Regions from separate parts of the Homo sapiens genome. Here region 2 is linked to region 1. Evidence: read pairs that join two places in POLR2A ChIA-PET (ENCODE). Cell type or tissue: GM12878. All regions are shown on one strand. Each heading gives the region's core, and the rest is flanking DNA. Links, peaks and the distances in the headings are about the cores only.

Region 1 (2,919 bases), core at 125-2,624:
GTGTGTGTGTGTGTATATATATATATGTATAAAGCCTCATTATCAAGAGATATAGCAAGAACACTGGATATAATAAGACTGAGCTCACTAAAGCAAAAGGAGTCAACTGCTTAACTAGGCAAATTTTGAAAATTTCCTTCCAAATCAGTAAAAAGAGGCCCAAGACTCCATAACCAGAAATTCTGATGTTGTATTGCTTGCAACAATTAGAATAAGACGAGATCTCAAATGTATGCTACAGAGCAAGGGTCCTCAACCCCCGGGACCATGGATCCATACTGGTCTGTGGCCTGTCAGGAACAGGCCTCACAGCAAGAGGTGAGCCGTGGGTGGGTGAGCATTACCGCCTGTGCTCCACGCCTCCAGTCAGATCAGTGGGGCCATTGGATTCTCATAGGAGCATGAACCCTATTGTGAACGGCGGATCTAGGTTGCCGGCTACTTATAAGAATCTAGTGCCTGGCGATCTGAGGTGGGAACAGTTTCACCCCAAAACCATCCCCTCCCCAAACCCACTTCCACGGAAAAATTGTCTTCCACGATACTACTCCCTGGTGCCAAAAAGGTTGGGAGCCACTGCTATAGAGGGTTCTCCAAAAGACAGAAAATATTTGTATCAAAAAAAATGACTTTGCCCATGCAGGAGTAGAAAGTACTTAAAATATTGCCTCATTTTAATTCTGAAATCATTTGTTTGAGGTAGCACTTCTAGGCCTCATCTTTTTTTGCCAGAACAATGTCCAAAACCATCAGCGAGATTGAGCTAATGGGCCAGGTGCGGTACCTTATGCCTAGCACTTTGGGAGGCTGAGGCGGGCAGATCACTTGGGGTCAGGAGTTTGAGACCAGCCTGGCCAACATGGTGAAACCCTGTCTCTACCAAAATTACAAAAGCAAATGTATCCAGGCACGGCAGTGCACACCTGTAGTCCCAGCTACTCGGGAGGCTAGGCAGGAGAATCACTTGAACCCGGGAGGCAGAGGCTGCAGTGAGCTGAGACCGCACCACTGCACACCAGCCTGGGCAACAGAGCAAGGCTACATCTCAAAAAAAAAAATTGAGCTAATGAGTGTGAAAGTACTTTGCAAATTCCAAATTACTTTGTATAAGTTAGTTAGTCCTATTTCTCTTGTGCTTTGAGATTCTGACATCGTATCCTGTGGTTCATAATAACTAGATAGCTCTAGTAATTCAAAGCTACATAAAACGTGGTTATTAAGTGAAATCATTAGAAATGTGTCCAGAAAAAAATTGCATTTTCTGAAGGACAGAAAATACACGTATATCTCTCTTGGAGAGTTTCAAGTAAGGGCTGCCTTAGGGTCCCCTATTAATGAGGCCATCTCTGACCCCTTAGGTGTGGATGTTCAGTTGTTACAATGTTTCTAACACTACTCTATTAAAAAGGCCAAAAACTAACTGCACAACAGATGGGCAAGTGCCCATTATGGGCCTGCCCTGTCAGTGCACTCTGCTGCAGCTGTGGTTGGACTTGCTCCCTTGGCAATTCCTGGGCTCACAGTGGTCAGTGAAATACTTAGGCAGGACGTGGAAGGTCCTAAGGTGCTGTGACAATGCTCCAGCCTCTACTCTTGTGTCTGGATGTGAGAGGATATGGCATAGACAGCTGAAAGCCTCAGAAGACAGGTGGAGTCCAGGAAATTCCATTTGCAGCTATCTTTATCAGGGTGAGCTGCAATTGTTTGCTGTGATAGTGAGCTGAAAGCAACAGTTCTATCAGATTATTTTTTAGAGATGACTAAAGTACACTATAGAAAGGAAGTGCTCAAGATCTGTTTGCTGATGTATTGCTTGCTTCATAAAGCTACCTATTAAGAAAGACACAAAATAACGAAATAATAGCCTAAACAATGTTAAAATAGGAAGATAGAAATAGGACTTTCTCTTTCTCATTTCTAAAGTGTGTATAGAGTTCTCTTATTCTCTCTATAGCATTCAGATACCCACTGGGAAGAAAACAAAAACAAAACCAGAAACCATCATAGATATTTCACAATGAGAAAGTTTGTTACAGGGAATTGGTTTCACCAATAATGGGAAAGCTGAGAAGCCAAATAAGGAGCAGCGAGAAACAACCCAGTGCTTAGCAATACAATAGCAGCAAGCTGCTACCACCTTAGGGCTGGAAGGAAGCTGGAGTTGCAGGGTCTGATGAGCCAGAGCTGTACAGCAGGAGTTACCATAGTCAGTACTTCTGGCAGCAACTGGAGCCAGAAGTTTAATTTCCTTATATGGTAAAGCAGAGGTTGTATTGTGCGATTACCTTGACTAAGAACTATCCTCTGACAGAGTTTCCAGGTTACCTCTCTCTCTTTCTGGATGTTCTTGATAGAGACAGAATCCAGTTATATTTTCTCCACTTTGCTAGATGATGTTATGGCCATCTATCTTTTACAAATAAATGCTAGTTAATTATTTAAGCTTTAGCAGTAAGCCTGTTCTCAGATCTAATTAAACATAAGTGAAAAATAAAAGACACACAGGCATGTACTCTACAGTTTAAAGCATGAAACTTTCCCTTTTTCTGTTAGGGAAAAAGTCAATTCTCCTTGAAGTGTATGGTGGTCTACTGCAAGTTCACTTTCAGCTCTGCTCCCACTCCTCCCCTAGTCTGCTCTGAATCAGAGGGGACTCTGAAAATAAAACATAAGTATTGTTTCCTCACCCAGATACAGTGCAGGTCTTAATACCATTTCTGAAATGTGCTAACTTTGGCCCTTGCCTAGATTACTCTTAAACTCTGTAATAGAAACCAACTGGGCTGGTTTCATGGAAGACAAATTTCCATGGATGGAGGGTGGCGGGGGATGGTTTCAGGATGAAACTGTTCCACCTCAGATCATCAGGCACTAGATTCTTATAAAGAGTTGGCAACCTAGATCCCTCACATGCAGTTC
Region 2 (2,919 bases), core at 117-2,616, 410 kb before region 1:
TTAAAGGAGTATAAACAGGAATTTAACTTAGTCTACATTTTAAAGAAAGTCTTTCTTTTCTTTTTTCTTTCTTTTGAGACAGGGTCTCACTCTGTCGTCTAGGCTGCAGTGCAGAGGCATGATCATAGCTTACTGCAGCCTCAAACTCCTGGGCCCAAATGATCCTCTTGCCCCAGCCTCCCAAATAGCTGGGACTACAGGTGTACACCACCATGCCTGGCTAATTTTTTTTTTTTTTTTTGAGACAGGGTCTGACTGTATCACCTAGCTGAGGTACAGTGGCACAATCTCAGCTGACTGCAACCTCCACCTCCCGGGCGCAAGCCATCCTTCCACCTCAGCCTCCCAAGTAGCTGGGACCACAGGCATTTTTTTGTGTCTTTTGTGGAGATGGGGTTTCACCATGTTGCCCAGGCTGATCTCAAACTCCTGAGCTCAAGCAATCCGCCCACCTTGGCCTCCCAAAGTGCTGGGATTACAGGAGTGAGCCACCTCGCCTGGCCTTATGCCCGGCTAGTTTTTAAATTTTTTATAGAGCTGGGGTCTTGCTGTGTTGCTCAGGCTGGTCTCAAACTCCTGGGCTCAAATGATTCTCCTGCCTCAGGCTCCCAAAATGCTGGGATTACAGGTGTGAGCCACTGTGTCTGGATTTAGGGAAATTCTTTTTTAAGGAAGTTACCATTATGTTGTGACCTGAAGGATAAGGTAAAATTAGCCTGAATAAAGTTAAAAGATGGGGGTGGCCACCGGCTAATAAGAGAGGTAGGAAGAAGAGCAATAAACTGTATTTTAAAATCCCATATAAAAATCTCATACAGCTAACACAGAAACAAATGAGCGGTGCCAGCTTTCCTTGATAAATTTCCAATGCCTAATGGCTGGGGAATATCCAAGTATACGTTGGTCCCCACTAGAGCCTCAGATTAGTTTTTAAAATGAAGAAAACAAATTGGGGTGGAGCGTAGATCATTCCAAAGCCAAGTGTATACTGAAGTGCTGCTGCTCAGGAGCAAGGCTACATTTTGAAGACCATACTCACCTGCCTTTCAAGTTAATAGGCCAAATAAAACAATTTAAGAAGCTAGAAATATGATCCAATGAGAACAGAGCCTGTGTGTGTGGAACAAACTGTGCATTTTGGCTCTGAGCACAGTGCATTTCCTTCCTCTTTTCTCCAAAGCAGAAATGTCTGCCAGCTTCCCTTTAAAGGAGACAGCGTGAAGATTTGTAACTGAAGCATATAGTTTAAATTCCGCTGATTAGTCTGTAAATTATAGCCAATACTCTTGCCCTCTCACACTCTACCCATGCCTTTACACTGGCCCTTATTTAACTTTGTTTATTCCATAGTACTTACTACTATCTGGAGATTCTACTGGAAATTTAATATATCTATTAAATTTGAATTAAATATGAATAAATTGTATGTGTTAAATATATGCATTTTATATATATATATATTTCACAAATAATTACTGAAATTGTAGTAATTGTTACCAAGGAGAGCAACACGATTATAGGTGCGTAAACAGGGACTTAATCTGAGATTTAATGAAATGCATCCGTGTGTGTGTGCATACATAAAATATGTATATACACACGTAGAAAATTTTGTTTCAGTAGTCTCCCTCTTCCTCTAAAAAATAAATTTGTTTTCTTCACTGTCAGACCCCGAGCACCTAGCCAAGTGCCTATTACTCCATTAATATTTATGGAATATTGATGATCCTGAATCATCAATTGTATGTAATCCTGAATCATCACTGTCAGCATTGAGCAGCTGAACCAATGTCTGTGGCCACTTATTAAATAAATATATGATGAACAAAACAAGCTTGTAAAGAGGTGTGGGACTGAAGCAGGTATAGTTGAATTTATGGCTGGCTAAGCTATAATTGGGTCACTGATAAGAATTTAGAGAGATATTTGGATATCATACTGGTACTCAACAAAGCACTATCCTCTTGCCTTGCACTCAACCCTCCTCTTAGCTCTCATGCTGACATCCGATTGTATCAGACCAACCCCTGGCTTGAAGATGTTTATCCATAGACAGTCAAGTATTCTAGTAGTTGGCTTGTCTTAGAGCACTGCCTAGGGTAGATGCCACATGCTGCGTGGTGACTGTGGCAGATACTACTCATTAGCTGACTGCTAACAGCTCTTTTCGGTCCCCTTCTATCTTGCTGCCTCCCTACTGCAGAGGCTAGACAGGCTCATTACTCACTTTCCCAGCCTTTTTGGCAGCTAAGTGTAGGTATATGATGTAGTTTTGGTCAGCGAAACACAAGCAGAAGTCTGTGAGGCATGTGTGTGTGTGGTGGTCATCAGGTGTATAATGGGGAAGAGGATTGGAAAGCATTCTGTGAGAACTTTTCCTTTCTCATAGAAGGGGCAGATGCAATGGGAGAGTTTGCTGGCCTTGGCCCTTTTCCAATCTTCTTGCCTTGAATGTAGATCCAGTGACGCCTAGATCTGCAGCAGATCTTGGCAGTTTGCAACCATGAGGCAACAAGATTGAAGATGAAAAGTCAACAGCTACCAGTGGAAGAACAGGAAGTTAGAAAGCCTGAATCATCGTCAGCATTGAGTTTCTGAACTAATGTCTATGACCACCTGCCTTTGGCCTATGGGAGAAAAAAATAAACCCCTGTTGATTTAAGTCACCATCAGTTCGATTTTCTGTTAATCGTGCAGATTTTTTTTTTTTTTTTTTTTTTTTTTACTCAATGTCAGGCCAACCTAAATAGATTGGCTTTCAGAGAGTTGGAATGTAAACCATGATGGAGAAGAGGATGACTGAGTGGAAGGGAGAAAGGAGAAAAGAAGAAACAACAAACTCAAGTACAGGATGTAGAAGACTAGAATAGTAAGCAAAGAAGATCACTTGTTGAGGGGAGAACAAGAGGCCCAGCAGCC

The links. ChIA-PET counts read pairs that join two places held together with the same protein. Peaks named below come from ENCODE experiments on the same cell type or tissue, not always from the same donor. Only the 100,000 strongest peaks of a DNase experiment are listed, where the experiment ranks them.
Region 2: POLR2A ChIA-PET joins it to region 1 with 10 read pairs; 4 of 35 experiments call an interaction of 5 or more read pairs at or near these places.

What each region holds. Positions count from the first base shown.
Region 1 is chr6:137,629,318-137,632,236 of GRCh38, forward strand. No RefSeq gene overlaps it. Among named protein-coding and RNA genes, the nearest start is that of LINC03004, 35 kb to the right of the region's middle. In GM12878, for the core only: no CTCF peak of the experiment used is centred there; no DNase peak of the experiment used is centred there; H3K27ac peaks cover 1,304 bases.
Region 2 is chr6:137,221,471-137,224,389 of GRCh38, forward strand. No RefSeq gene overlaps it. Among named protein-coding and RNA genes, the nearest start is that of IFNGR1, 3.5 kb to the left of the region's middle. In GM12878, for the core only: no CTCF peak of the experiment used is centred there; no DNase peak of the experiment used is centred there; H3K27ac peaks cover 1,392 bases.